Regions from separate parts of the Mus musculus genome. Here all the other regions are linked to region 1. The links are chromatin loops, found by intact Hi-C in ENCODE. Cell type or tissue: left cerebral cortex. All regions are shown on one strand.

Evidence for each region. A loop is a pair of places that touch in the nucleus more often than their neighbours do. Peaks named below come from ENCODE experiments on the same cell type or tissue, not always from the same donor. Only the 100,000 strongest peaks of a DNase experiment are listed, where the experiment ranks them.
Region 2: it touches region 1 in a loop (7-fold over the local background); 4 of 42 quality-filtered maps call a loop at or near these places.
Region 3: it touches region 1 in a loop (5-fold over the local background); 4 of 42 quality-filtered maps call a loop at or near these places.
Region 4: a loop joins it to region 1, with 4 times the contacts of the local background. A loop is called at or near these places in 3 of 42 quality-filtered maps.
Region 5: it touches region 1 in a loop (5-fold over the local background); 3 of 42 quality-filtered maps call a loop at or near these places.
Region 6: it touches region 1 in a loop (9-fold over the local background); 8 of 42 quality-filtered maps call a loop at or near these places.

Annotation. Positions count from the first base shown.
Region 1 is chr13:81,780,316-81,785,315 of GRCm38, reverse strand. Cetn3 (centrin 3) reads right to left here and starts at 2,069. Exons shown (of 5, transcript NM_007684.4): 1 at 1,959-2,069; 2 at 540-675. The coding sequence starts at 1,975. In left cerebral cortex, no CTCF peak of the experiment used is centred here; DNase peaks (open chromatin) are centred at 318, 665, 1,627 and 2,117; H3K4me3 peaks cover 2,496 bases; H3K27ac peaks cover 2,758 bases.
Region 2 is chr13:83,712,076-83,717,075 of GRCm38, reverse strand. Gm52046 (a long non-coding RNA gene) reads left to right here. Exons shown (of 2, transcript XR_003950632.1): 1 at 1-298; 2 at 950-2,144. Among named protein-coding and RNA genes, the nearest start is that of C130071C03Rik, 6.8 kb to the left of the region's middle. In left cerebral cortex, a CTCF peak has its summit at 1,905 (motif pointing left); a DNase peak (open chromatin) is centred at 1,884; H3K4me3 peaks cover 3,266 bases; H3K27ac peaks cover 4,093 bases.
Region 3 is chr13:82,936,764-82,941,763 of GRCm38, reverse strand. No RefSeq gene overlaps it. Among named protein-coding and RNA genes, the nearest start is that of Gm33073, 180 kb to the left of the region's middle. In left cerebral cortex, no CTCF peak of the experiment used is centred here; DNase peaks (open chromatin) are centred at 2,003, 2,150, 3,653, 4,492 and 1 more place; H3K27ac peaks cover 4,798 bases.
Region 4 is chr13:82,302,139-82,307,138 of GRCm38, reverse strand. No RefSeq gene overlaps it. Among named protein-coding and RNA genes, the nearest start is that of Gm24295, 250 kb to the right of the region's middle. In left cerebral cortex, no CTCF peak of the experiment used is centred here; a DNase peak (open chromatin) is centred at 2,890; H3K27ac peaks cover 910 bases.
Region 5 is chr13:82,294,565-82,299,564 of GRCm38, reverse strand. No RefSeq gene overlaps it. Among named protein-coding and RNA genes, the nearest start is that of Gm24295, 250 kb to the right of the region's middle. In left cerebral cortex, no CTCF peak of the experiment used is centred here; a DNase peak (open chromatin) is centred at 2,242.
Region 6 is chr13:81,655,731-81,660,730 of GRCm38, reverse strand. Lysmd3 (LysM, putative peptidoglycan-binding, domain containing 3) reads right to left here and starts at 2,925. Exons shown (of 3, transcript NM_030257.1): 1 at 2,795-2,925. In left cerebral cortex, a CTCF peak has its summit at 2,790; DNase peaks (open chromatin) are centred at 1,927, 3,024 and 4,024; H3K4me3 peaks cover 2,077 bases; H3K27ac peaks cover 1,390 bases.

The DNA.
Region 1 (5,000 bases):
AGCACTCATGTAAAAAGACAGGCCTGGCTGCAGGTGCCAGTGACAGAGGTGTGTTGATTGGAGTGACCCCAGAGTTCACTCTCTAGCCAACCTAGTTCAGAAGTACTGAACTTCCAATTCAATGAGACAGTCTGTCTCAAGGCAACAGTGTTGGAAGGCACACAAGGCCGTACTCTACACTGCACATGATACACATGGAATGTACAGGTCTGCACAAGCAACAAGCATAGGCCACAAACATCGTGTTTTAAAAAGCTGAGCTATATACCATCCCACAGAGGAAAACAGCAGTGGGAAGAGCATGCTAAGGACTCTCCCTTTAACTGGGTGAATGGAGAAGTTACACTTTCCATCATTACGCACTTAAATACAAGGTTCTACAAGCCATATTCTGTTTGTACTGTTTTCTTGTACCACCTGTGGGTGGGCACTACAAACAGCCTCACAGTTCCGAGACAAGCTTCTAAAATAGACTTTAAAGCAACAGTCACAAATGCAATTGAGTTAAACAAAAATGGGTCTTAAAAGTCCCCTGTTACCTTTAATTCATGATAATCTATGGCTTGGTCTTTGTCGGTATCAAACAGCTCAAAAGCATCTTTAATTTCTTGCTTCTGTTCTTCAGAGAGCTCTCTTCGTTTTTTCCTTTTTGTTTTGTCTACTACAAGCTCACCTCTAGGACACAGAAAAATGTCTTTAGGCCACTTTAACCCATCTTAGGACAAAGATTCATTTTCTAAATTTTAACAAAGCAGAGTAGCCTGGCAAATAAAGGAACTGCCCCTAAATCAATGTCCTGTAGTCAAATGTACTTTTATAAGAGAAATCCTAAACAAAGTCAAAAGCACCGAAAACACCATACATATTATTCATGTCATCTACCAAAAATAAAGAACAAAACAATGTCATCTACCAAAAATAAAGAACAAAACAATCAACCAGAATAGACTTGATTTTGGACAGCTTATAAATTCTCACAATTACTACAAAAAAACAACCATAAAACTTAAAAGATTACTTTTGCACTGTAAGCTCAAAATGTTTTTAGATTATACATTTGTAACACTGCTTTGTGGTTTTATTCCACTGATATTAGCCAGGCAAAATATAAAAGGGTCTAAACATTCAAATACTAGACACCAAAAAAAAAAAAAAAAAAAAATCACAGCATCTAATAGTCGTGCTTAAGTCTACGTGATGTTTAAAAGTGTTTTAACTCTCACTTAACATGTAAACGATAGGTTAAACGTCTTAAAACTCTGGAGAAGCTTAAAGAAAAATCTAAAAAGGGCACTTGGATCTGAAAATGTCTGCCTTCAAAAGCTGCCAATGCAAAAAGCGGTCCAAATGTGTAAACGAGGATACAGCACGTGTATCCGCACGTTCTAAAAGATGGAAGCTTTAAACCTCAAACCCTTGAAACTCGGCTAACTAACTGCTCGCGCTATTTACGTCTGGACGCCGTCGGGCTCAGGGACGCCGGCCCAGTGGCCCACGTGACCCCGGCTGCCCCCACTCGCCACACCCCCACGCCAGCTCCCGCCTCCTTCGTCACCCTGCGGAGCCAAAGGGGCGGCGCGGCGCGGCCCGCCCGGGGCACCTTTAACTGTAGATGGGCAAGGTGAGGAGCCAATGAGGGGAGGGATGGACGGAAGTGAAAGGACGGTGTCACGGAAACGAGCTCCACCCGAGACGCCTAGAGCACAGCGTGCCTCGGGGCCCGGGGAGAAAGGCGAGCGCTCCTGCGACTTTCCAGGGGGAATCAGGCAACCAGGGCTGAGTCCCGCAGTCGCGTGAGGGAAACCTCGCGAGACTTCACTCGGGCTGCGGCGGTGCCCGGAGGCGGGAACCGCCGAGGTCTGGTGCTCGGCGCTGGGCACCCGCCCCCGACCCGGTCTCCCGTCCACACCCGCCCTGGCCCTCTGGGGGGACGGAGGCACGGCCTCCTCGTTACCGACCTCAGAGCTAAACTCATTCTCTCTTCCGACAGAGATGTTCCACTCGGGGACTTTACCACGGGAACCGCTCAACAGCCACCAACCTCCACGCCTCGGGGACCACCCACCAGACAAGTTTCTGGGCGCGATTGGCTGAAATTGCCAACAGCCGGCCTATTGGGGCGGAAGCGTCGCTGCTCTTCTTTTTTCATTGGTCAGCATTCATGTCAATCAAGTACACATTTTTTGGCCCTGGTTGTCAGTCTGGCTCCCTGGATTGGCCAGGTTCTTTCCCGACTCCCTTGCGCGCGTATTAGAGTCACCACGCGAGACTCAGGCAGGCAAGGCGAGGCCCCACGCGTGACATGCACGGCGTCGACCGAGGGAAGGGAAAAGGCCAGCCCAAGCAGCCTGCTCAGAACGAGGGAGCAGTTTATTGGGGAACCAGGTCTGCGAAAAGATGTACAATTTTAGGTGGCCGGTGCACCTGAGAAACTTAAATCTAAAGGCGACATTCTTTATTCTTAGTTCAGTGAGGACCAAGCTAAGCGTTCTCCCCCGTACATCTCCCAAGTGATTTTAAGGCAGGCTGGATTATGGATTAGGCTTCTCGTTTTGCTGTTTTGTTAGGTCATTTACAATGAGACTAGCCAAACCACCCTTTTCTTCTGTGCGATTGGAAATGTGTGCTTGCTTCTGCTTCTCATTTTCTAGTGCTATAAAGTGTTTATGTGCGTCTTATCTTCACTGCCCACCAAGCCTCTTAAAGTTTACTTAGATCATCAGACTGCGAGCGAGACTGACTGTCTTCAAGGCCAGGGTTCTGTTTACACGAGTATTTGTACCAAACAAAATATCTGGAACTTAGGTGCTCCATAAATATTTGATGCATAAAATGAGGTATTATTGTGGAAAACTTGGAAACTACTGAGCTAACCTGCAGTGCTTATCGGTATAAATACAATAAACTGGGGCTAGGAATTAGAAACGGCAAATACTGTATGTAAGCTTATATGTGAACGAAGGACGCTGTGTAATTGGCTATGCATGAGTTAAGCTAGAGTGTAGATAGGAATTTGGACAAGTAAAGGATTGGGATAAAGCTAAAAAGTAATAGCTAAATGATAGCACTCCCAAAACCAAAGTAGAAAAATGTTGAAGAACTCAACTGGGCATGGTGCTACACATGTTTAATCCCAGCACCCAAGAGACATGTAAGCAGATCTTTGAATTCTTTACATTGTGAATTGCAGGCCAGCCAGGACTAGTAGTAGACCCTGCCTAAAATATAAAAATTAAGTACTTTTACTAACAAGTTTAAAAGGAAATTAGGCCAAGCAGTGGTGGCTCACGCCTTTAATCTCAGCACTTGGGAGGCAGAGGCAGGTGAATTTCTGAGTTCGAGGCCAGCCTGGTCTACAGAGTGAGTTCCAGGGCAGCCAGGGCTACACAGAGAAACCTTGTCTCGAAAAAACAAACAAACAAACAAAAAAAGGAAATTAGATTACGTCATATGTATACTAAAGAACACTAGTGAAAAAAAAAACTACTAAAATTTTAAGATTGTAAAACCAAGCCTAAGAAGAAAAGTATTAAATAAAGGTGAAAATAAACCATTTACATGGAGATGTTTGAAACAAAGGACAAAATAAACTAAACTAGAAGGAATAAATTACTGAGAAATAATATAATGAGATTTTTTTTAATGGAACTTTGATAGAATTAAAAAGCTGGTAAAATATTCTCATTTAATATGAAGAATTTTCTTGAAACACATAAATTTCACATTCTTCTAGGAAGTGAAATAAAGAAGAAATTATTACTTAATACTTTAAAAGAAAGTTTTGCTTAAAAGTATTTCTCATACAAGCCTGATGAGGGAAGTTGTATTCTCCTGCCTTGCAACCCCACTGGAAACCCATTGTGAAAAGAGAGAACCAACCTCAAACAATGGTCTTCTGACACCACACGCGTGCCATGGCTGTGGCCCACATGCACACACACAATAATTATTATAAATTTGATGCTTCTAATACATAGTTAAATTTAAATTATTTCAAAGAAAATAAAAGTAACTAAAAGTGACCAAAAGTTGGAGAACTGGATTTGGTCAATATAGACAAAAGTAATCAAATAAAATTCTGTTTCTACAACTAAAACATATTTGATCCACTTGGATTTTTGTGCAAGTTTTTTTTTAAGATTCTTGAGCTAATTTCCGTGCTTTAAATTCAACGCATGATAATTATAATTTTTATTTTGTAGCAAAAGTAACTAGCAAAAATCTTCAGCATGCTAAAAACTCTTGCAGACACTCAAATCCATTGGTCTTTAGCTGCTTCTCCCACCTTCTCTGAGAAGCTATTAAGACAACTTGCCTATCCTGCTGTTTTTCTTTTAAAGTCATAAAATGGCCTTCAAAAAGAAAAGTGGGACCCTCAATCGAACAAAGGCAGGGAACTGATTTGGAGTAACAGTCTCAGAAAGCACACTCATCTTCAACAGCCTCCAGAATGGGGGATGGCATCACTTATACCTAGGGAGGAATTGCAAGACCCTAAGCAAATTACTTATACAACGCTATACCTATATACCTAATCTGGAGAATGTTTTAGCCTACCAAGCTTATAGGAATTTGTCCTAGAAGCAATATTATTTTGTTTATTAGGTATTTTCTTCATTTATATTTCAAATGCTATCCCAAAAGTCCCCCATACCCTCCCTACCTAGAAGCAATATTAAATGAAAACATTTCACAAGTTGTGATGGATTATATATGCTTGGGCCAAGGAATGGCACTATTAGGAGGTGTGGCCTGGTTGGAGTAGATGTGTCACTGTGGGTATGGGCTTTAATATCCTAGTCCTAGCTGCCTGGAACTGAGTATTCAGCTAGCAGCCTTCAGATGAAGATGTAGAACTCTCAGATTCTTCAGCACCATGCCTGCTTGGATGGGGCCATGTTTCCATCTTGATGATAATGGACTGAACCTCTGAACCTGTAAGCCAGCCCCAATTAAATGTCCTTTATAGGACTTGCATTGGTCATGGTGTCTGTTTACAG
Region 2 (5,000 bases), 1.9 Mb before region 1:
TCCCAGGGCACTTTGAGCTTGGCCGCCATTTCACTTGTTCTTTTCCTTCAAATCACACCTGCTGCCACAAATCCGGGACACCTGACACCAGATGTAGTCAAAGGGAAAAGAAAAAATAAAGCCTCGCCCTCCCTAATTCCCTTTGGTAGGAGCCCAGGTCACCAAATCCATTACATAATTCCAGCTCTGGCTGACACCTGTGCCAGGACTGGAGCGGGGTCGGGTTGCAACGCCTGTGCTGGGACTCTGTCTTGGCCACAAGGTTGCCAAAAGCAAGTCGTGGCAGACCAAGTTTGGGGTATGTATTCTCTTTTATGACTTAGGTTGGGCTGGCTCCTGAGGGGATGTTTCAAGGATCCTCCCATACCTCAGTTTAGGGTTATGAAATACAAAATGATGTTTCAAACCCTCGGAATTCACTCGGGCGGTGTCCGAAGTCCTTCGGTGTTCTAGTTTCTGCGAACTTCCCGATCTCCCCCTCCCACCTCAAGAAAAGTGGATTTTTTATTTGCTGCGGGGGGGGGGCACTTCTCCCGCATACCCTAATCTGCGTTCTTTTACCCCCTACCCCACCCCGCTTCCATACTATCGATGTGCACTTTGTTGGTGCTCATGGCCTAGCGCATACATGTAGTTAGAGGTCCGACTGGGGTCCCCCTTTCCCCTGAAGGCGGACAATGCTTCATTAAGTATCTGCCATTATTAGTCCAAGAGAAGCCTTTATTCCGACCACAAATACGCATCGTTTTTCCGCCCGTGCCTGAAAAGTTTGTGGGAAAGGAGGTCGAATGCCCAGGTCTTCAGGGGACCAGATAACGAAAGTCCAGTTCCTAAGCTACTAGGAAGTTCACAGTCCGCCTCCCCGTGCCTACTAACTTTCAGCGCAAAAGATCTCAAGTGAGGCAAATCTTTAGATCAGAATAAAATTTTCCAATATTTTCCCCCGAAGGAAATTAAGAATACTTGCAGTGATCCACCACAGAACACCGCGTCAAAGGAGCTTATTACGGCGATTTACGGTTTACGACCAAGTTGGACAGTTATGTTGGAATACACTCAGGCTTCATTTTGCACAGTTCTTAAGAATTTCGTTGAGGCCTGAAGCCAAGGCTCAGTATACCCAGTTCATAGGAGGAAATCTTTTGGGGACCTTGGTTGAAAATAATATAAAATTAAAGCTAGATTCCAGATATTCTGAGGATCTCAAAAAGTAAAAATGCGCATGCAGCAAGAGTCAGAGAACTTCCCAGGACACGTCAGGCCATCTCATGTACACAGGGTCGATTCGTGGTGTGCATCCCTCATCATTACCCGCTTCTTTGCTGTTCTGTATCAAAGGACACGAGAAACACTGTCGCGTATACCCTTTTCTTCTAGCAATTTCAATGACCTCTGGGAATGTCACTGTACTCTACGCCCTTTAATAAATAATCTGCCAGTACATTCGTGTGCGCCTAGAACAGTGTAGACCAGCGACCTTCTTGTATAGCGACACGGGCTGGTGAAATTCTCTTTAAGGACCAGGATGCTGGCGGGGCCAGAAAGCACTCTGCCCAGCCTGGGAGAGCTAAGAAGTAAACCAGCCCCACAGAACCTGCGTTCTCAAAGAAAGCTTTCTTCACAGCAGTTTTGCAAGCCCCACCCAATAAAAGTTAAAGCACTATACCTTGCCCCGTGTTACTCTGCCGCCTGTTTCCCAGTTTGGACATGCTGGAAGTGTTGGATTTGGGGAGGTTTGCTTTGGCTGGGTGTGTAAGTTGTCTATATAAGCTCTGCTGCGAGTACTGTACAGAGGAACCCGCCTTGATGGACTCGGGTGTTAATTAACGGGAAGCTAATTTGAGCTCCAGGAGCTGGAGGCAGCGGGTCGAGAGGCGAGCCGCGAGGGGCCAGTGACCTCTAGTGGACAAAAGAGGATATGCAGCGCGAGTGAGTAGGTGCGCCAGCCTGCAGGGAAGAGAGAAGGGAGCTAGCTGCAGATCCGAATTTCTCCCAATCTAACGCCAGCGCCAGCGGGCCACACAAATGCACGATTTAAAGGGGCAAAGAGAAATCAGCAATAGATGTAAAATAAGGGCCTTACCTTTTCTGAAGCATCTAAAACAAGTGAATAACACACACACACACACACACACACACACAGAGAGAGAGAGAGAGAGAGAGAGAGAGAGAGAGAGAGAGAGAGAGAGAGAGAAAGAGAGCGCTTCACCATTCTTTAAGGCAAACGACAGAATGTATGCAGAAAGGGTTTGGAAAGTATTTAAAACTTTACTTTCTGAACATAGAGGAAATTTTAAAGCTTCTGTGAGACAAAGTGGTCAGATCATGAATAGAGTTCACCACACCTGTTCTTGCTTTTAGAAAATGTTCCAGCTTAACTGGATCTAACATGCAAAAGACGCTTTTTTTTTTCTTTCTAACTTCGTATTCCCCGATCAAGCAAGGCTGGACAAGATGGGAGCAACTGAAGCACAAAGCCTCTTGGCTTAAAAATAATTTACACAATGGCTTCTCCCTCCAGCCACATTTTATCAGTTAGTTAATTAGTGTTCTTAGTTATTTTGAAAAAGATTGTTAAAAGCAAACCATAAACCTTGATAATTTAGGCTGAATTCTTGTAAAAAACAAACAAGAAAAGCAAACGAACTTTTCATTTTGGCTTTCCCATTCTTCAGAATGCATCAGAGCTCTGGAGGTGGCTTTGCACCCTGCATCCCATCTCAGATCTCAAAGGCCCCCAGTCAGACTGATGTTCTGACCTCTCTCATGTCCTGCGTTTGAGCCCCCTCCCCACTTATGCTCCAGTTTTCCTTCCTTGGGCATTCTTCATAATCCCTAAGCCAAAGTATGAATTGGTGGTATTCTAAGGCACTAGGAGCCTAGTGAGTCCTGTGGGTAACCAGGTCTATGATCAATTGGGCAAGGACACCATGGTGTGCGGCGTTTCCTCTTCCAAGAAGATGATACATGTTCACTGACTAAGACGGTGTGGAACACAATCATCTTGCTGCGTTCGAATTTACCTCCAGAATATTGTTTGGAGTCCTGTCTGGGAACAACCTTGAGTGGGGGTATCTTTGGTGGAGAGTACAGAGTTTGGTCGCTGGTCGCTGGAGAAGGAAGAGAAACCGGCAGCTGAGGCTGGACAGCATTGCTTTTTTCTCGGAACTTCTCTTTGCTTTCATTGAGTTGCATAGGCCAAAGGAGCGGAAGGTCGGCCGGGCAAGGTTGTTGCTGTTCGGAGCACCTCTTAAGAAAAAGAGTGGGGGAAGGGCCGAATTTGAGAGATTAGGCGCTCCCACATCCGATGGACCGGAGCTCCAGCGAAAGTCCAGAGTATAGCCTACCCTAGGGGCTGGGTGTGTCACATCCTAGTGAGGGCAAAACTGAGAAAGGCGGGATAAAGATGAGCCCACAGACACAGAATATTTTAAAGAGCTGTATTTCTTTGCGGACCAAAGAAGACAGATTGAAAGCTGTTGAAGCGAAACATCGCGTGAAAGTCCCACCGTTAAATCTATGTCACAACAAAACATAGTGTTAACAGATTAAATTGAATTGTTAAAAAAAATCACCAGTAAATTAACCAATAAACAACTCAATTTCAAAGCACACACATTTACTTTTATGTCTACAGACATAGTGAGAATGGTACCCAGAAATACTATGTAGCATTAGAGTGAGACAAACCTAAATACTCCAGAATCAAACAAGGACCATGACAAAAAAATCCTAAAGCAGAAATAGATTGTAAGGAGTTCCTGCTTCCTGTTTTAACCTCTGCACAGCGGAGGAAGGGACTGAGTTGTCCTTGGCACCATTAAGGGGCACACAGGATGGGTCTCTCTGGATTGGCAGCAGCACACATAAGTCACCGGGACTAGAGTTAGAGAATCCACTATGCCCACGTCCTCCTTAATAGCCTGTAAAATGGAGTCCCCAGGCTTGGGCTCACAAGACTTTTGTCATTTATAGTGGCTGTCAGGATGCTCTTTCTACCCTCTCTGCCCGTGGCTCAGTGAATGATCTTTTCTGTATAAGCTAGAACTGAGCAAGGTCAAACTGACTCAACAGACCCCAAGGAACCCTCCTCTCAGACCAGAACATGCCAGGAGTGCTGACTGTACTTACCCAAGTAGTCAGCTATGAGAGTTCCTTCACAACAGCCCTTTGGTCCAGGTTGCTATCCCTGGCGCTGGTGGCCTGTGTACAGGTCATAGGGTTTACCTCTCAATTTGCAACACTTAGGAACTTAGGAACCCTGCACTGCCATTTAGGGGCTGCCTTCTCAAACAGTTGTGCTGAGAACATTCCCAGCCTAGAAAGATTTAGGAAGGCTTGTATATTTAACTCCTCAAAACTCAAAACAGGGGCAACCTTCCATCCTACCTATTCTCCTGAGGTTCTTCATCTGTGAACAGAAACTAATAATTTCCAAATATGCTCCCTGGAAAATTAGTCAAAAACAAAACAGAACAAAAACCCAAAAAACAAAACAAAACAACAACAACAACAACAACAACAACAACAACAACAACAAAAACCAAAACACAAACAAACAAAAAACCCAAAATTGAAATCCAGGAGAGTAAGACCTAGGTCAGTCCTTTGTGAGCCTGGGGCCAGGTAAGGATGAAGGCTAATCCCAGCCAGGTACTTAGAAAGGTGGCACTGTCTTATTCTGGCTCTCAGCTATTGTTTTGGGGTTTTGTGTGTGTGTGTGTGTGTGGGGGGGGTTGTTGGGTTTTTTTTTTTTTTCATTTTTGGGAGTTGAGTTACAGATTTCATGTGTGGGGAGATTTAGAAAAACACATTTGGAATGTATATGTATATGTATGTGTGTGTATGTGTGTGTGTGTGTGTTTGTGTGTGTGTGTCTGTGTGTGCATGTATATGTATATGTGTATGTATATGTTGAAAAGTCTTGCGCTCTATTTTTCTCCGGACTTGTACTCACACCTCCACTCTGACATTCCCTAAGTGTCTCAAACTACAACATT
Region 3 (5,000 bases), 1.2 Mb before region 1:
ACATGGTGTGTCAAAGTGTTACAGTTTCCACATTTCTAGACGCCCAGGTCCAAGACGACATTGCATAATGAAGGGAAGGGGTGCAAGATTTTTAGGAATGAATTTCAATGTAAATAGCAATCAGTTTTTCTCTCCAGCTTCCAAGAACGGGGTGCATCAGTGATGCACTATGTATCCTGTCCTGGATGTTGCTATGCTCATGGATTTAGGCACTTTTCGAAAACATGGAGAGGGCATTAATGGCACCGAACAATTACTTTTTAAAATTCTGTTCTTTTTTCTTTCTTCATTTGCGTTCTATCACAAATTCATCTAAGCATACAAATCGTTGTTTCTCATTGGGGAGTTTATCTGCCAAAATTTTATTGCTATAGGAAATGTATGTCACTTTGGATTATCATTTGGCGCTGTTGAAGCCAGAACAGTATGAGCTTCAAACTTGGTTTTTAAAAAATCTAATTAGTATCAACTGAAAAACAAGATCCCCAAAGACATTTCTTTCTTACTTTTCCTACTACAAAAGATGATTGGTGATAAAATTACTAATTTGTGAATTTTTTTTGCTTAGACAAAACTGTATTTGACACATTTAAAGCATATTATTTTTTACTAATATACACATTTTCTTAAACTGTGCTTTAAAAATGGGGGAAATTAAATTAATCGAAAAGTTTGTACTGGTTAAATCCAGTTAGTATGGGCTGGAATGAATGAAAATAGAATAATTGAAGGCATTAACTCTTCCAGTAGCTCTCCAGGTAAACCTGGAGAAGATGGTAATCAATAAGGAAAATTTGCTAAGAATTATTTGCCTGTTAGGTTTTTGAGTGAAAGAAATGCAAAGATAATATAGAAAATCTGCACTGTGTGATCAAAATTCTTTTTTTTTCCTTTAGCTACTTTAAATTCCAGTGGGCAGGCATATGCAAAAATAGTAACTGGAATTTTCATCAAAATTAGTAGGAAATTGTATTTCTAGATACATGTATACACATTCACATGTGTATATACATCCATAATAACATGCCCACGTGTAAAGACACAAATGAACTTATCTAGAAGCTATGTGGAAACTACAGAGGTAAACTAGTACATGAAATCATGTACACTATGAGAACTGACTCACCTAGATGTAATACAACCACCATCAACCTTTTTCATCCCCTGCAAACACAGTCCACACAGTCTGCAGCGCTTCCTTTGCAGGTTTATTTCATGGCCTGTGAAACATAAACCAGAGATGGATAGAAATGATCATTGCTTTATTAGGAGACTTCTCAGAGCAGAGAAGCATAGACGAGAGATGAAAATGTGAAGGAATGTCACTGCTCAGAAAAGAAAAGGAGCAAAATGATTCAAGAACACGTGGGAAATTATCACCATTCCATAGCATCTTAGCATTTGTTAGTACATTTCTGACAAATGAACACTGTAGGGTAAAGATCATCTTTAAAGGGTAAAAATGTTCAGGGAAGAAGGATGTGATCCTGGATCTATTTTAAAGAAACTAGAGAAATAAAATATTACCAATGACTAAAGTGTTTAGGAAAATCTATTATAGGTCATGAAACAGTGAATCTTTAAAGCATTTTTTCTTTTACTTCAAAACTTAATAATATGTTTGTATGATAAAATATTGAAAATCATTTTAATAGTTGATAGAATCAAACTAGCTAATTAGTATCTCTTTGCTATATCTTAACATTATCTCATATTACTAGTTATTTATCTTTTTTTTTTTTTACTTTTGAGTGTGTTTGTTTTTGCATAACACAAATCTTATACCATTATCACATTCAAATAAACAAAACTGTCTTTAAGCTGGAAGTTTTGTGTCATAAATTTTCTCCAGCAAATTCTCCTGTAGAGAAATTCTGAAGAGCTTCAATGAATTGCTGTCACAGACTGAGCAATGCAAGTTTAGGAACTGCTTGCTACTGTGATGTGTGCTCAGAGATCAGTGGGTACAGCGTGTATGTATGTACACAGACTTTCTCCTTTTTGCCTCTTACCAAATTAGATACCACTACTTTATACCCATAGGATAAAAATGCTGGGATAGGCAGACTAAAATAGTGATTGCTCACTGACAGGGACAGAAATCAATCCATTTGATCCCCTCTGATCACAGAGAAGCCATTGGCCCTCATAGTCTTCTGAATGTGAGCACAGCTAAGTTACTGCTCTCTACCATACAGAATCTTGTCCAAGATTTGGCTTACTAAGTCAAAGTGAGCTCACGTCTTTACTGAAGTCTTTATGGTATTGTGGAATAAGAGTAGACTGGGGCTGGAATTCACCTTGAAATTATGTGTCTTTCATGGTTCTCCTTGGATTCTTGCCTTTCAATACAGCATGGTTATGGACCCCATCCCCATCACAAAGTTGTTAGTGATGCTTCAGAATTCTAAGATTCTCATTGTATTTTAAGTCTTCTTGCTAAGAAATGTGATATATCTCTTTAAAAATATTTTTTTATATTTCTCTTTTTAATCCGTATTAGCTACCTGACATGTGGACTCCTTAATGAGAGTCCAAGACAAGAAAAACAGTTATGAAAACTAAGTGAAAATATACTGTGGAGTTTAGTTAATCATGATGTAGCAATATCCGTTCATTAATTGCAACAAATATACCATACTAATAAAGGATGTTAATAATGTGTTAGATTAGAAAATCATTTTTAGACATATTTCTTTTTATTCCTACTTTCTCTAGAAAGTCTTTGAGAAAAAAAATAAATGCATCCAACAGACTTATAAAATACTTGCTTAGGTGCATTGTATTATACTGAATTTGCAGATAATTTAAAAGTAGAGTGGTCTAAATGGAACTTACTAACTGCATATTCTTTCAGCAGTAGGTCGGATAGTAGAATGACTTTTAGGAAGATCCCTACTGCTAACGACAGGTGTATACATAGAAACAAACTCATTCACTCATATATTGCAATTATAAATGCTACACAGCAATACACATATGCACTTATATGTGATTATTAAAAATATTATAGTGAAACTGCCATACTAGCAAACGTCTAGCAGTATTCAGTTCAACTGTTTGCAGACATCATACTGAAACATTTTGAAACAGGAAAGTATAAATCTTACAAATATTTTTAATAGTCTTTTGTATCCGCATTCCTGTTTGTGCTATTAAAGAAATACTTAATAATATATAAATCAATGTACATGTAACCTTTACCTTTGTGAGTGGACAAATCATGTGATCTTATAAACATAATAGGAACATACTGAATAGTTAAACTATTTAATTGAGATTTATCTTTAACTCAGTGCATTGCAAGTTGTCTTTATTTAATGAGTCAATATCTTTTACTCCTCTTGCTCATTTGTGTGAAATATTATTTTATCATTGCTTTGTAACTATCACTAATATCTAAAGTGCATATTTATATCCTGATATATAAATATAATGGGCTGTCAAGTGTAAATGTCCACGAACTACCACTTGTGGGGAACAGTCTTATATTTTTGCTTTCCCAAACACATTTTTGGTCCCATACTCTGACTGAGAGTCCATGTTTCACTCAAACAGAAGTCTACCCTGATATTCTGGTCCATTACATAATTCTCAGAAGCTGGGAGAGAGGCATTTGCATCATTTCTGTTCCCAGATCTGTTCAATATATACTTCCAGTCTGTCATGCCTGAAATTAATTTTTTTACAATCTGGATCTTTACTATATGCTAAAAATTCAGTACAAAAAAGGACTTCCTTCTGCAGAGAGTATGTAAGCCAGAACATCGTGTTCCATCTCTATAATGAAACGCACAGTTCCAATCAAAAGGCAAATTTTTGTTTCAAAATGTTTGAAGAGAATAATGCTTTAAAGAGTTTCAAATAGTTACTTTACAAACATGAAAAGATTCCTATCGTGGAATGTATTTTGACCTAGATCATATAATGTGTCGTAAGCTGAACAACTAGTTTATTTATTGCTATTTTTCCCTCCGTTTTTCATGTTTCCAAGTAGGGAAACAAACGTGAGTAACCTCAAAAATAGTTTCTCTCATAACACTTGCCCAACCGTCTGGCTGTTAAAAGGTAAACTAGCTGTCAATGTGTATCAGTGGCTTTTAAGCAAATTTACACACCATTTTGACATTTTAGCCAAGAAACTTTGAATCTCACTTTAAAATTGTGTTTTCTATTTTTTTTAAAATAATCTCTCTTCTTAGCTTTTTCAAAACATTTAAAGAAGGATAGCTACTAAGGCACATTTCAATACCAGAAAAATAAACCATGATATCATCAAAGAAAAAACAAAATAGCTTGAATGACCTGGTAAACAGTGTCCCTGGAAAACACTTTTGCTGTTGTAAGAAATGGTTAGTCACACGTGTGGGTGAACTTCCTGACTGTAACGGCCACAGAACAGGACTCTTGAAGAGTTTCCTCTCCATCAGCGACTTTTGTCCATGTCATCTTCTTTTCCTCTCTCTCCATCTCCCTTTGCAGCTTTCATTTTAAATTACAAAACAGGACACTTTTGAGCCTTCAGCACTATGTAGCATTTGACATGGATCCAAAATTCAAACTCAGACCTTCATGATTTGCCAACACCATAATTCTTTCATTGTCTGCAGGGCTGTTGCTTCTCTTCCCCGGAGTTGGCTTATGGTATGCGTACAATGGGACAAAACTATCACTAGTATATTTTGGCAAATGTGGTATATTGGATGATGTTTGCTTCATGTTCTTGGCCATAAATATTTGATGAGTGGGTGTAAATATTTGTCTTTTACAATTTTCTAATCTTAAATAATAAAAGGACTAATTTTATATGTGTTTCTTAGGATATATCTACTTTTCAAAATATTGCTATAAATAGTCCCTTTATGGTCTCATATAAAATATATTTAAAGATCTTTGAAATTGTTTTTGTTCTAGGTTTCCATTTTGCCCATTAGCTTTTTATTATTATTATTTATTTATTTTGCTTATTCCTTTGAGAATGCTTTTTGCTTCAGGTCAGT
Region 4 (5,000 bases), 520 kb before region 1:
CTGGGTGCTTTTGAAGACCCAGAAATGAACACACAAATTTATGGTCATTAGATCTTTGACAAAGGAGTTAAAACCATCCAGTGGGGAAAAGACAGCATTTTCAAGCACAAGAGATGCTGGCTCAACTGGCGGTTATCATGTAGAAGAATGGGAATTGACCCGTTCTTATCTCCTTGTACAAAATTCAAGTCTAAGTGGACCAAGGAACTCCACATAAAACCAAAGACACTGAAAATTATAGAGGAGAAAGTGGAGAAAAGCCTCAAAGATATGAGCACAGGGGGAAAATTCCTGAACAGAACAGCAATGGCCTGTGCTGTAAGATCGAGTATTGACAAATGGGACCTCATAAAATTGCAAATCTTCTGTAAGGCACAGGACACTGTCAATAAGACAAAATGGTAACCAACAGATTGGGAAAATATTTTTACCAATCCTAAATCTGATATGGGGATAATATCCAATATATATAAAGAACTCAAGAAGTTGGACTACAGAAAACCAAATAACCCTTTTTAAAAATGGGGTACAGAGCTAAGCAAAGAATTCTCCACTGAGGAATACAGAATGGCTGAGAAGCACCTGAACAAATGTTCAACATCCTTAATAATCAGGGAAATGCAAATCAAAACAACCCTGAGATTCTATCTCATACCAGTCAGAATGGCTAAGATCAAAAACTCAGGTGACAGAAGATGCCGGCAAGGATGTGGAGAAAGAGGAACACTCCTCCATTGTTGGTGGGACTACAAGTTGGTACAACCACTCTGGAAATCAGTCTGGTGGCTCCTCAGAAAATTGGACATAGTTCTACCAGAAGACCCAGCAATACTACTCCTGGGCATATACCCAGAAGATGCTCCAATGTGTAGTAAGGACACTTGCTCCACTATGTTCATAGCAGCCTTCTTTATAATAGCCAGAAGCTTGGCTTTCTCTGATGCAGTACGTATACTAGCTATTCATGTTTATAATGTTCAGATTGAACTGAGACTTTTGTGTTTCTCAACCTGACTTCTCCCAACTACCTTCAGAAGTATCCACAACCAACTCAGATGCTAAGACACCTGCTGACATAAAACTACAGTTACTGTGTCTATCCAAAGACTAGGAAAGACAGGTCATGGGTCAGGCAGCAGTGAAACTGAGCAGCACATGACAGGGCATTTTGCCTCATGAGCCTGGAAGTGCTGCTCCTCTGTTCATATGTTGACCACCCAGTTTTCACACTGCCTACCTGTCACGATGTACCAGTCAATGATTACACGATATACAACAACCACACAAAAGAACAAGTACAGCATCTGAAACATTAGCCAGGAAAGAGAGACAGTGATAAGTAGAACATAGGTACATTATCACTTAGTGCTTTCAATTTCATAGAAATCTTTTTGTTTCAGCAGCTTATTATGTAGATATTTATGATTCTAATTGTCATGTGGAACTAACAAATCTCTCTCAAACACACACACACACACACACACACACACACACACACACACACATCCTTCCAGGCATATACTCAAAACTAAGTCATTTTACCAAAAGCATTTTAAAGCATGATTTCTTTCTTCCAATTATATAGACATATTAAGGATTTTCTCATGACTTTTTAAAATTATTTTTATTATTCCATATTTAGATCTCTAATTAAATCAGGGGGATTTTTACAAAAGCACATTTCTGTAAGACCTCAATTATTTGCTCTTCCTAAATGTTTTCCATTGCAAGGATTAGAGGTGATAAATCACAGTCGGTTTATCTCCTACGGTTTCTTCTAGCACATTGTCAGCTCCCCTCTCACCCTCATGTGCATACCCCCTGCACAGTGACTGCATATGGGACAGTGTAAAGGCTGTGGGATAAGTGACACTATTAGCGCAGAGTGGTGGCTTTGATGTGTAGCTCTCGGCAGGGTTGCCAGAAGAGTGACAGGCTCCAGCTCTAATGCAAAGTCTATTTCGCATCTACTCCTTTCCCCTCTAATGGTCTCTTATTACTATTAGTGGTACAAAGCAGCCGGGCACCATGGCTGCAAAACCTACTTCTTGAGATTAGCTTCCTATTTTGAGTTCCTATTCTCTCTATGTACTAAGTTTTTATAAATAAGAACTATTAATGTATTTGAAAGCATAATAGGTATCAAAATGAGGTCACTGATATTTATCGTCATTCAAATAAAAATTATGTTACATCCTGCACCATCAACCCCTTGCCTATTTACTGAGGCATGTGGTTCTCTGGAAACTCATTGGTTTGAGTTCTGAGAATTTGTTTTTGTTTTGTAAAACTGTCTGTGGTCAGTGTTATCCTTGTCTCTCTCCATATTCCTGTTCCAAAAATTTGGTTTTGATAATTTCTAGACCTCAAATAAAATGCTAAAGATTAACATAATATCTTATATCTAAATATAAATCATACAGTGATTGAAAAGGGAGTAAAGCATCAACAGCACTTAGGATAGTAAAGTGTATTACACTACAAAGGCAAAGGACAAGTTAGTTACCCAATAAACAGTTAACCAGTAGCTTTAGAGCAGAAGCCAAACTACCCACAAGTGTGAGAACACTTTATGTGCAAAAATCTGTTAAAGGGGACTTAAAAGAACAAAAAGTACTCTCCGTTCCCCTAATTAACTTTGAAGAGTCTAATTAAGGGCAACATAAAAGCCTAAGAAGTGCTGGTTATTAAGGCATGTACTTGATCAGTGAGATGGTATTCTTGTAAACAAAGAAGCTAATTTCACCCAGCCCAAAATAAACCTCTCTGCAAATATCTCACAACATAATCATGCAGCACCTTGGGAACAGAATCCCTATCTAGTGCAGACTGCCTCTTGGGGTTACTAATTCTAGGCATTATGGCACTTGATGTGAAGATGTAATAGAGGAGAAAGAACGTCCTGATCATGTGTGCATACTCTACTCCTCACGCTCCTTTTCCTTGTCTTTAACTTGACCTGTGTGACAAAGCACTGACTACTTCAGTCTTACGTATGCAGAATTTTATCTCTAAACTGGAGGCAAGTAGGACAAAGTTAAGAACACTCATATCTGATGGGAGCACAGCATCCACTGGTCTCTGGAATACCAGGCATTGCTCTTGCTACAAGAATATAGTTTTGAGCTTTAGGTTTCGCATTTACCACTCAGATTTAGAAGGAAGAGATGGCATTTCTAAGAAAGAGAAAGAAAGAGAGAAAGAAAGAAAGAAAGAAAGAAAGAAAGAAAGAAAGAAAGAAAGAAAGAAAGAAAGAAAGATCCTGTCAGCAGTGTAAAGGCAGTTATAATATTGGAAGAGGATGATGAAATCATGTTTTTTTAAATCTCGTTTCCCTTGAGTTACTCTAAATGGAGTGAATACTAATCCCAGAATCAAAAGCTCTGACTTCTGGGAACTAACTTGACATTGTGATTCAGTGAACAGCAGTGTTTCATTAGAAAATGCAGATCAGGTTATCTTCTGAGCTGCTTCACAGAGTGCTGTAGAGATCACGCTGAAAAGCATCCCATTTCTAGTGAATAGGGACTTCTGAATTTTATTCTCTCGACACTAGCACTCAGCACAGGAGAGTATGGAGATAGACAAACTCTGGTGCTGTGTTGTAATCACCCCTACAACTATTCCTCGTACTATTTTGGTTTTAATATCCATAGGCTGCAGTGGCTGGTCCAGCCTTACACAGACATACTTATAAAACTAACCTGTATAGCTATGGTGAATGAATTGCTTCTGTGGCACCCAGAGACTTTGATTATAACATCAGCATTTTAAAAGACAGTCTTCAATAGAGGTAGCACTGAACTAACAGCCTTGAGGCAGAAGGTTGGAGATTATAGATTAAAAAAATATATATTTGGACATACAGAAACTTCAATGGGTTTTATCTTGGTGGGTGCTCCAGAGCTTATTTTCTGAACTTCCCCTAACAATGCCTGTTGAGAAGACTACTTCTCCCAGGATCATAGATTGGACACTTCTGCCTCTGGATACATAGTTCAGTGTAGAAATTACAGGTCACACAATTGACACAGATACCATAATGAAATAGCTAGGCTGAATAAAGCACCCAAGAACTGCCAAAAGAGTGTCCCAGGACTACCATTTTGAAAAAGATACCTAACTCTACTTTTGCATCACTGTAAGGCAGCCTGTAGAGGTCATACAGGCTGCAAAATATCAAACTTTTGCTTGAGAAGTAGCAACGAAGAATGTACAAACCCAGCAGAAGGACCAAGAGACTCGGCAGAAAACAAAATTGCCAGTTAGCCTTGTTTAAGCTAAGATCTATACCCAATCAGCTTCATATTTAGTATGAAGATAGTTCCATCAATAAGTATTGTTAGACTGCTCCAAAGCAAGGCTTTGTTGAGGGTTCTGCTTCTTACCTAGACATGTTGGTCCCTTACCTTGTTGATTTCTCAGTTTGGTGAGAGAATAAGACTCTTTTCAGAAAGAAATACATAAGTTTGCAGTAACTGCACAAAATTTTCTGAAAAAAAACTATTGATGAGTATGAAGAGTAGAATACGTTTCCAATCCATTGTCAAGTGTGATTAAGCATCACCTGAGATATTGTAAGCTCTGATCATAGTTTATAGAGCTGCTTCCTTCTTTATATCCCGAATCAGTCTCAAGAGTTACCCCCAATAATATCAGATGTCTCAAGAACTTTCTTTCTGGTGGAAAGAGACTCAAACGTGAGTATTTCACATGTCTTTGGTTAAGTATTGCTCTCTTATACACCATATTTATCTGAGACATTGGACTGTGGTTTTGGGATACTCTCAGAAGACCCACTACGTCATTCTTGCACAGATTAACTAGGTTCGTGATATTTGAAGGTGTGCTGACAAGCAATCACTATAGTTTGTGGCCCCTGCTTGTCTATGGCACAGGTGGGAAGGCTTACTCAGCAAACATGCATATTTGTTATCCTTTGGATTTCCTTTCATTCAGCCTAAAGATAGACGCTTACTGAGAGTACTGTGAAAGTTGTA
Region 5 (5,000 bases), 510 kb before region 1:
AAACAATACAAGGGTATCTATAACATATATTATCTGCTCTCAAATGTTGCCTACTCTCACATGCAAATATCTCCTTCATTCTCATTTCCTCCCACAGTAGTAGTTTGCATTTGTTACAACTGAAGGACCTATACTGACATGTCACTATCACCCATAGTGTACGTTAGTGGAATCTGTATGCTGTGCTGCAAAGAGTATAAATACATAGACTCACCTAACTATTTCGGTGACCTGAAAATCCACTGTACCTGCCTGCTTCATCTCTCTTTCTACAACTCCTGGGGAAACAGTTATCTTTTCAATATCTTCTTAGTGTTTCCATTGGTTGGTTGGTTGGTTGGTTGGTTGGTTGGTTGGTGCTATTTCTTGAGATAGGATGTCCTGTAGCCTAATTGACCTTTAACTTCACTATGTAGCTGAGAAGGTTGATTTATTGATTCTCGTGTCTCCAGTACCCAAGTACTAGAAATGCAGGCATCAATTAAGCATGTTGCTCTGACCACAATAATTTTGGCTTGTTCCAGAGTACCACATAATTGCAGTCATAGAGTACATATCCCTCTCAAGTTGTATTCTTTGATTTAGTAGTATAGAAATTTAAATTTTCTCTTTATTCTCTCAAGGCTTTAAAACGAGTTTTTAGTGGTAAAAATATTTTACTATCTAGTTATATTACAGTTTATTAAACTACCTACTGGAAGACTTTTGATTATCTTCTAAGTTTTGGCAATTATGATGACAACTGTTAGAAAGATGCATTTAGAAGTTTCAAATAAATGTTTTCAATTCCTTTAAAACAAGGCATATAATTAGTTGATCATATAGAAAGAGTATGTTTAGGTTTTTAAGCCATAGTCAAAGTATTTGAAAATGCTGTGGTGAAACTCAATATTTTTGCTTATAAATTAAAATTTGTAAAAGTGAAATAAGAAATATTGTTTTAAACCCAAATGAAAAGGATCCAATTTCTGTCTCTTGGGTTTTTCCAGGCATCTTACAGAGTGGCTGTAGTTCACCTACCAGCCAGCACAGACTGACACTCCATCGCTTTGTATCCACCAGTGCTTAATATTATCACTGCTCTAGATTTTTACATAATAGTTGTGTAGTAGTACTCCATCCTAACTGGCATTTTGATAATGGTATGTGAAAAGGATGCTCATTTGCCAGCCATATATCATCTTAAATGTAGAAGTCTGTTAAAATCTTTAGCCCACGTTTTAATTGGCTTGTCTCCCTACTGTTTAATTCTAGTTGTTACTTCCATGTTTTAGAAAAAATGTTCATCAGATAAGTCTTTTATGAATATTATTCTTAATGTGGGCCTTATTTTTATGTTATTTTGACAGCATCTATTACAGAATGTGAAGACAAATTTAATAACATTCAACTTAATATTCATGCATATATCATAACTCTGGCATTAATTACATCTATAAAATTATTGGCAAATGAAGTACCATATATATTTCCTCCAATACAATATTTTCAGTGTCTTATACTTTTGAACTTTGCATTTACACATATGATTCATCTTGAATTATTTTAAGGGTATAGTGTCTGTGTTAGATATATTTATTAACTCGTTGGCTGTTCAGTTAGCAAAGCATCATTCACCAGTCTCTCCTATATTATGCTGTCCTTACATTTGTCAAGGATGTATTGTTGACTATATTTACATGAGCCTTCTCAAGGGTCTCCAGTATGTTCTGTCGATCTGTTTTCAATTATTTTTCATAGATACCATACTGTTTTGACTACTATAATTTTATAGTAAGTCCTGATGCCATGTATAGAAGTCATCTGCAATACACATTTCAAGGCCTTTTAATGGATGAAGGAATAATCTATACTGATATACCCTGTGCTCTGCATCTTCGTCTCCCATAATTGCTTCTATGTGCTACAAACAGAATAATAGGAGAATTGGGTCAGTTTGCAACCATGAAACAGAGAGGGGACTACTCAACCTCAAGAATAGTTATAGCATCATTGAGAAAATGGTGTATTAAATTTCTAGAGCTAACCATTCAGGCAAGATATTGGAAAAAATGTAGGTGGGTCAGCACAGGCTTTTGATACTTGATATGTACCAACCACTCACTGTGACACATCCTAAAAATGCCATAGAAGAGTTTACACAAATAGAGAGTGAATATGAAGAATGAAGGTACCGATTACATCCCACATTTTAAAACTTATTCATTATTAGCATTGTGAAATACCTGAAAAACATTTGTGATTTCTGTATGACTTGTTTTAGTTTTAACAAAAATTCTGCGTTGGTGTTAAACAGATTTTCAACCCTCAACAAACCAGATGGCTAATCCAAAATTATTACATGAAATATGAATAGCAAACTAAGAACTGTACTCTGCTAAAAGATAATGAGAATTTTTTAACATTTACATTTTTACCAAATACCTTATATTTCTATTTCACTGATATCTACTTTGGAAGTATAACAAACCCTCCCAATAATAATTACCAAATATCTATATTTAGGAGAAAGTAGAACATGTGTATCATAAATAATAGCAGAAATTCTTATTTATGGATTGCCTGTTTTGCTAGTTATAGACATTTGGTAATTATCTCCAAATGTTGGCATGTAAAAAGGTGTTTATACAATTTCAAAAATGCATATTGCTTACCAAATAGGCTGTGTAATAATTATATTTTGCAATTGAAATCCATAACCAGGTACGTTAGAATAGGTGAGTCTCAATAAAAGGAATGTATATATTTCAGCATAGTGAACACAATTTTTTTATGAACATCTGAGACAGCTTTGTCTATGACCGAGAAATTACTTACTAATCCAATAGTGGTCCCAAGGTAGAATAAATTTGGCCTAAAAGACAAAATGTTTACTGATCAAATATTATTTTTGTACCTTGGCACAAAGAAGTTCATTAATTCTGCATCACTTGGTCTCATGTAGCTTTTAGTTCTGACTTATTGCCTGATTGGCAAGGAAACTTCCACCAGAGAAGGTTTAGCATAACCTGGCCCAGAAAGGACTTTTTTGGCTCCTCACCTGCTATAATGGTTGTCTGTCCCTTTGTCTCTCTGTCTTTCTGTCTCTCTCTGTCTCTCTCTGTCTCTCTCTCTCTCTCTCTCTCTCTCTCTCTCTCTCTGTCTGTCTCTCTGTCTGTCTCTCTGTCTCTGTCTCTCTGTCTCTCTCTGTGTCTCTCTCTGTGTGTGTCTCTGTCTCTCTCTGTCTGTCTCTGTCTCTCTGTCTCTCTGTCTCTCTGTCTCTCTGTCTCTCTGTCTCTCTGTCTCTCTCTCTCTCTCTTTCTCCTCTCTCCTCTCTCCTCTCTCCTCTCTCCTTTCTTTCTTACATACAGAAACCAATACAGGCAGTAGCTAGAAGATTTACTTGGTTCTACGTATTTTGAGTCTTGCCAAATCTTGTCAGTTATTATTTTAAACACAGAAAGGCACATGCAACACAATCTACTTCACCAGGTGACACCAACAACGGTGATAGCAGCTGTGACTTGGACAATGGTACAGACCAACTGGCTGATAGTGATGAAAGTGAAGTCGCTAATCTAAAGCTACCTTACTTGTTGCCAAAGTGGGGAGGTGGTGTATCTCAGCATGTTGCTAATGAGAAGCAAAAGAGAAAGATAAAGGCAGTGCCAAGAGGTGTAAGATAAAAGAAGAGAGATAATTAAGAGGTAAGATTTAAACTTCAAATGTATTCCAAAAATTTTAGCAGTAAGAATAAGGATACAGGCCAATTTGAATTAACTATTAACATGGATTTGACAACTATGCCTGAGATACTTAGGAGAAAACCATATCACAGTAGAGTAAAAGGAAGAGAAAATAAGATCAATGTGAGTAAAAGCTTAGTTAACATAACAATTAAAAGAACTGTCAAAACTTGCAGGATAAGTTAGTGTGACATATTTGTGAGTTCTCAGCAGGTTTTAAAGAATCCTTTTTTCCTCTATATTAAATATTTTTACATATTAATTCATTCTATGTAGTGAAATGCAATACAATGTACTATATAATTAATTATTTATTGAAGTACCATTGTCTTCCTCTCTTACAATGACTCAGTTCATTATTGCTGTTATGCTTTACTGTGTGTTTTGTTACTGTGGCAGTCTTCAATGAAGGATGCCTTGGGAGACCCACTATAATGACCTCATATTGATACATGACACTCTTCTTTTTCCAGATGCTCACTTGCAATGAATTTTTATGATGTGCTACCCTAAAATTTTCATTTATCAGTTAGTATTCAAACAAATATAATCAAGGTGTCATATGAAGGGAATTTACAGATATAATAATTAATCAATAAGCAGCTAACAGGTACAAAGATCATCCTGGACAAGTTTTAATCGGTCATTAGAAACTTCAAGAGCAGAGCACAGGCATCCATGTGGAAGGAAGCAGTGTTTCCACATATCGACTGGCTGGCTTTACTTTCATTTTTGAGAAGTGACTGTTTATTGATCTCTGTTTATTACGGTTTCATTTTAAGTTCCTTATGTATTCTAAAAGTTAGCCCTTTTGATGTATAACTGTCTGTTATTTCCTCCCCTTCCCCTTTCCTTCCCTTCACTCTGTTGTTTCCTTTGCTACAAAGAAACTTTATAAGTTCATAAAACCCCATTTGTCAGTTATTGAAACTATTTCCTGAGCTATTGGAATTCTCTTCAGAAAGTGCTTGCCTATGCCTATATAGTAAAATGTTTTCACTGTTTCCTTATGGCTGTTCTCAGAGTTTCAAGTCTTAAGCTCATGTTTGTAATTCACTGAGAACTAATTTTTATACATACGAGAGATTATTAGATAAAAACAGCAGCAAATGAAAGAAAGGGTTGTTGCAGTCTTAGGGAGACTCATACTCTGCTAGCAGGACCACAAATGAGTACAGCCTCCATATTATGCTGCTACACTACTCTTGGGAATAGACCCAAAGTAACCTAAGTTAACCACCAAAGATGTCTGCTCCTCCTTGTTTATTGAGGCAA
Region 6 (5,000 bases), 120 kb after region 1:
ACTCTCAGCTCCTCCTGCACCATGCCTGCCTGGATGCTGCCATGTTCCCACCTTGATGATAATGGACTGAACCTCTGAGCCTGTAAGCTAGCCCAATTAAATTTTTTTTTATAAGACTTGCCATGGTCATGGTGTCTGTTCACAGCAGTAAAACCCTAACTAATACAGTCACTATCAGCACATCTTCATCAATTTGGTCCAATTCTCATTAAAAAGAGACTGGAACCTAAAACAACTGACTTCTCATTCAGTACTGGCTTCCCCATTATTATCCATGTAAGAGTAAGATGGAGTAAGAGGGGCTTTTGCAGATAAAACAAAATTCAAACTCCAATGTATCTCAGTCATCAAACAAGAAGTTAAAAAGTCTCCACAGCTAAATATAGTACCGTTCTCTTACAACCTGGAGGACAGAAGAGCTGCACAGAGATGGGCTTTGGCTATTTTTCGGGTAGTTTTCTTTGTCGGTTTGACCGAAACTAGAGTCCTCTGAGAAAAGGAAAGGATACTTCAGTTGAGAAAAGGCCTCCATCCGAGGAGCCTGAGGGCAAATCTGGGCGTTGGGGGTTGGGGGGAACTGAGATAACATTTTCTTAATCAATGACAGATATGGAAGAGCCCTCTGTGATGCCACCTCTGGGCTGATGGTCCTGGGTTGTATAAGAAAGCAGGCTGAGCAAGCTATGGAAAGCAAGCCACTAAGCAGCATCCTCCACCACGGTCTCTCAGTGCCTGCCTTGGCTTCCCTCAAGGATGGATGGAGATGTATAAGCCGAAGAAACCCACTGTGGTAGTTTGTATATGCTTGGCCCAGGGAGTAGCACTATTAGAATGTGTGGCCCTGTTGGAGTAGGTGTGTCACTGTGCGCATGGGCTTTAAGAGTCTTATCCTAGCTGCATGGAAGCCAGTATTCTGCTAGCAGCCTTCAGATGAAGATGTAGAACTCTCAGCTCCTCCTGCACCATGCCTGCCTGGATGCTGCCATTTTCCTGCCTTGACTTACTGGACTGAACCTCTGAACCTGTAAGCCAGGCCCAATTAAATGTCCTTATAAGAGTTGCTTTTGGTTATGGTTTTTATCACAGCAACAGAAAGCAAACTAGGTCAATCATAATAAATTCCTCAAAGACAGCAGAACAAATGTTAAACACACAAGTGTGTTTATCTCAGTGAAGATAACATCTTCCAGCAAACTTGGAAAAGCAGTGCGGGGGGTGGGGAGGGGGAGGAGAGAAACCATCAAAAAATTATGCATGGATCCTGGAATGCAAAATGGGTTTAGAAGGATGGATGAAAAGAAACGAAAACTAAAATAAAAAACAAACAGACAAGGGAGGGTGGCAGGAGACAACTAAAACTCAGACAACAAAAAGATGATATTCTCTATGTAAAAACATACCTATTTCATTTCATAAAATCCAGCCCTTAAAATCCAGTTTCTGACCTTGCTTTACAGGGACACTGTATATCTTTAAAAGTTGAAAAGTCTCTATTTAGATAATTTATTAACAGCTATATTAGTAGCTTGCTTCAGCTGCTCCCACAGGGGCTAAACTATTGCCAAAAACCACTCCAAATTTGACAGATCCAAGCTAAATGAGAGCCACGTTTCACATCTCAGTTTAAAGTAAGGAGCACACCTGTTTCTACAAGGACGCTTGCACTCCCTTATCTAGGTCTTTTCTAAAAACAAAATAAAAAGCCCACATCTTAGATGTAGAGGATGTCTGTCAGTTTTGTGGAACCAGTAGCAAGTTGCATACATACATACATGTACTACCTCAGGAAGTATCTGTTTCAGATCCTCAAAAGCATCCATCAAAAGCAGAAAAGATTAGATCTAAAGCAATGCATATGGGTGGTTACGTTGCCTTAGGTATGCTATCCCTCTAAAGCGCTCTCCCTCCCATTCTTAGTACAGCTCTCTGAAATTACTGACTAATACCCAGAAGCCATTTGAAACAATGTGTTCTTCTATCAGTCTTTCCCTCACCATGTCTTAATCAGGAATCAAAAGACTCCCGTCTTCGCGCATCTGTCTCTATTCCTCTAAAATGACAGGAAAGCAAAATAAACAATCTGGACACTACGGTCTGACTGTTCATCTGTAATCCAAGTGCCAAGCTGCACTTTGGCCCAGTAAGGTAATGACATGTCAATCTACTAAAGATTAGAAAGTACACGGAATCAAAGCCATCAGCCTCAATTCTCTTTACCTCTCTGAATTATCTATGGAATCTATGGCTTCAGAAAACTAGAACATGTTGCATACTGCACTGCTGACAAACGTCCTGAAAGTGATCATCAATGGGTATCGTGAGCATGTTTTCATCCACCCGGTCTAGACCGGAAAGCGACCTCTCAAATCCCTAGGTACTACATATTAATTGCTGCATATTAATATTTGGTCTTGACCTTCGGCAGGGAGCAAGAGAAGACTCACAGGGCACAAGCCAGTTCAGCACTTAGGACAGAATCACCCCGATCCTATTCTCCAGGGCCAATTTTAAACCTAAGCAACAACTGCAAACTTCCTCCCTCTTCCATTCCACTCGCTTTTATTTTTATTTTTCCCTTTCCTCCGGACGTCCCCCGCAAAGATTACATCTCTGATTTCTAAGTCGCCGCGTCAGACTGGGACGCTTCGGAGCAGATGCTAAGGGGACAGGCAGAATGGCCCGGAAAGGGCTGCCCAAAACCGGGAGGTAAGAGTCCTTCCCGAACCGGGGACAGCGCCCCACGGTGACCCCCCGATCGACGTCCTGCCCCGCCCCGCCCCACAGCCACCGTCACCTGTCCTCTAGCAGGGGCGCGGCGACACGGTTATGTCCTCCACCACAGCCGCGGCCCCGGAGACGTTCATGACCGACTCTAGGTTCTCCGGTGTCTGGGTCCGCTTCTGCCACCGTCGCCGCCGTCGCCGCCGTCCCCGCCTTCCGCACCGACAGCCGCCGCCACGTCCGCAAACCTGCGGTGCGTCATCGCGTAGAGTAGGCGGAGGTGCGAGGGCGCGGGCGGAGGCGGGGAACCCAGAACCCCGCGGCCAACCGCAGGCCCACGCCAGCACGCAGGCGCGCCGATGCGGCCGGGGCGGGGCCTGATTTCAGCCCCGCCTCTAGCCCCGCCCGTCCGGGGGCCGCCGGGCCGTGTTGGACTCCTGCAGTCTGTGAATCTAAACCCAACGGGTCCTCCTGGCTAAGAAACGTACTGAGCGGAGGGCATGCTTGAGGAAGAGCCAATGGAGAGCCGCTGTGCATTTCTTAATGCTCTGTATCTGGCACTTTCTTCTCGGTGGGGCAGAAGAAAGCAAAAACACTGGGCCGTGCTTTACCATATCGAACGAGCCCTAGAGCAGCAAACAAGACAGGCAGAGTGCCTTGGGTCTGTAGGTCAGCAGAGTGAGCCACCTAGCCAAGCTAAGCTCACAGTGCCCTGGAGCTGCACTTTGATGGGACAAAGTTGTCAACAACTTGTAACTAACCTACTTGGATTTGAAAATTAACAGGACGCCATTGGTGTTGCACTATCTATGGCAGTGAAATAAATACCTCTCTTCTGACTTTTTTTTTTTTTTTTTTTTTTTTTTTTAGAAATTTGCCGAAGTGGTAAATACAGTGTTTGTATTTATGCGAATGATGTATGACATTTTAAAGGTGCACCTGGTGTTTTGTGCTGACGACCGACAATGCACTTGACTAAATGCTTACCCATTTAGGTCAACATTGCCTAAAGACGTACCACACTTTTCTTTACAGTCCGAATACTTAGTAATTATAAAGCCTTTGGAACGCTGTTCCAATTTCCAAAGGGTTTTTTGTTTGATTGTTTGTTTGTTTGTTTGTTTGTTCTGTTGGTTCCTTGGTCGGTTGGTTTTCTGAGAAGTGCCTCTGCAAGGACTGGGATTTTACTTACATTGCAATAAGCGCCTTTTACTTGAAAGGACAAGGCACTGTGCTGAACAATGCTACAAAGAACTCCAGGCAAAGACAACCGGGGAAAAAAAAGTTTGCCCAAGTTATTCTTTGAGCTCTTGCCCCTGTGACACCGCTGTCTGTAACCATTTATCACGGAGACATTTTCTCATCAGGAGACAAAGGATATATTCCGTTCTTGATGTGTAGGGCCTCGGCTGTTCAGGCCTCATGAATGTTAATGGAATGCAACCGTCTTTTTGCAAGTAGGTTACTTTTCTTATTTTAATGTCAATAGGCCATGGAATCCTTGGGAGAGTCTGAGGGAGAACGAATTCCAAGCATTTCTTCAGGACTACTACCTGTTTGCTTTGAAGAAACATCCTACACGAGATCTGCAAAGCTTTTGAATGATTGTTTGTATCTAACTAAAATCGAGTATTTGTTTACCAAAAGGGCACACTATGTGTATATTTTATTATTAGACTATACAAAAGAAGCAGTTAGCCACGAATGTTGGCTGAGTTCCAGAAAGTTGGCCGGTAAGAACAAGTATTTGTCTTTGGAAAAGAGGGTGTTCTCAGCAATCCGAAGGCCAAAAGTAGTAGGTTTTTTTTCAGATCTCATCTGCTATGTTGTCCGTTAAAATTGTTCAGTTGAGAAGTACATGATTCTAGGAATTTGTAGTTTTATAGCTAACATTTAGACTGAGACAGAGTAAATGCAGTGTTGTAGAGAGTAAATTGATACCACTTGTGAGGAGCACTGTTTGCTAAAATGCATTAAAATTAAAAATAAAGTTAACTAGGGTTTAACTTTGCTTAGTACCTGCCTTAAATTCACTGACACATAACACTTGAATCAGATTTAACAAATAAGTTTAGGAATGTTTATCAGATTAATGTCAAAAGGAAAAACAATCAGAGTGCTCCTCAAAGGAATAGCAGGATCCTTTGACTTCCTTAAAACAATATAGTACTTGATCAAAAGATTTAGATTCCTCTTTCTTTACAGATTTATTAATAAATTTGTCTCCGAAAAGGAATATGTACGAGAAATATATTCCAGCCATTGCAGATTTAGTTCTT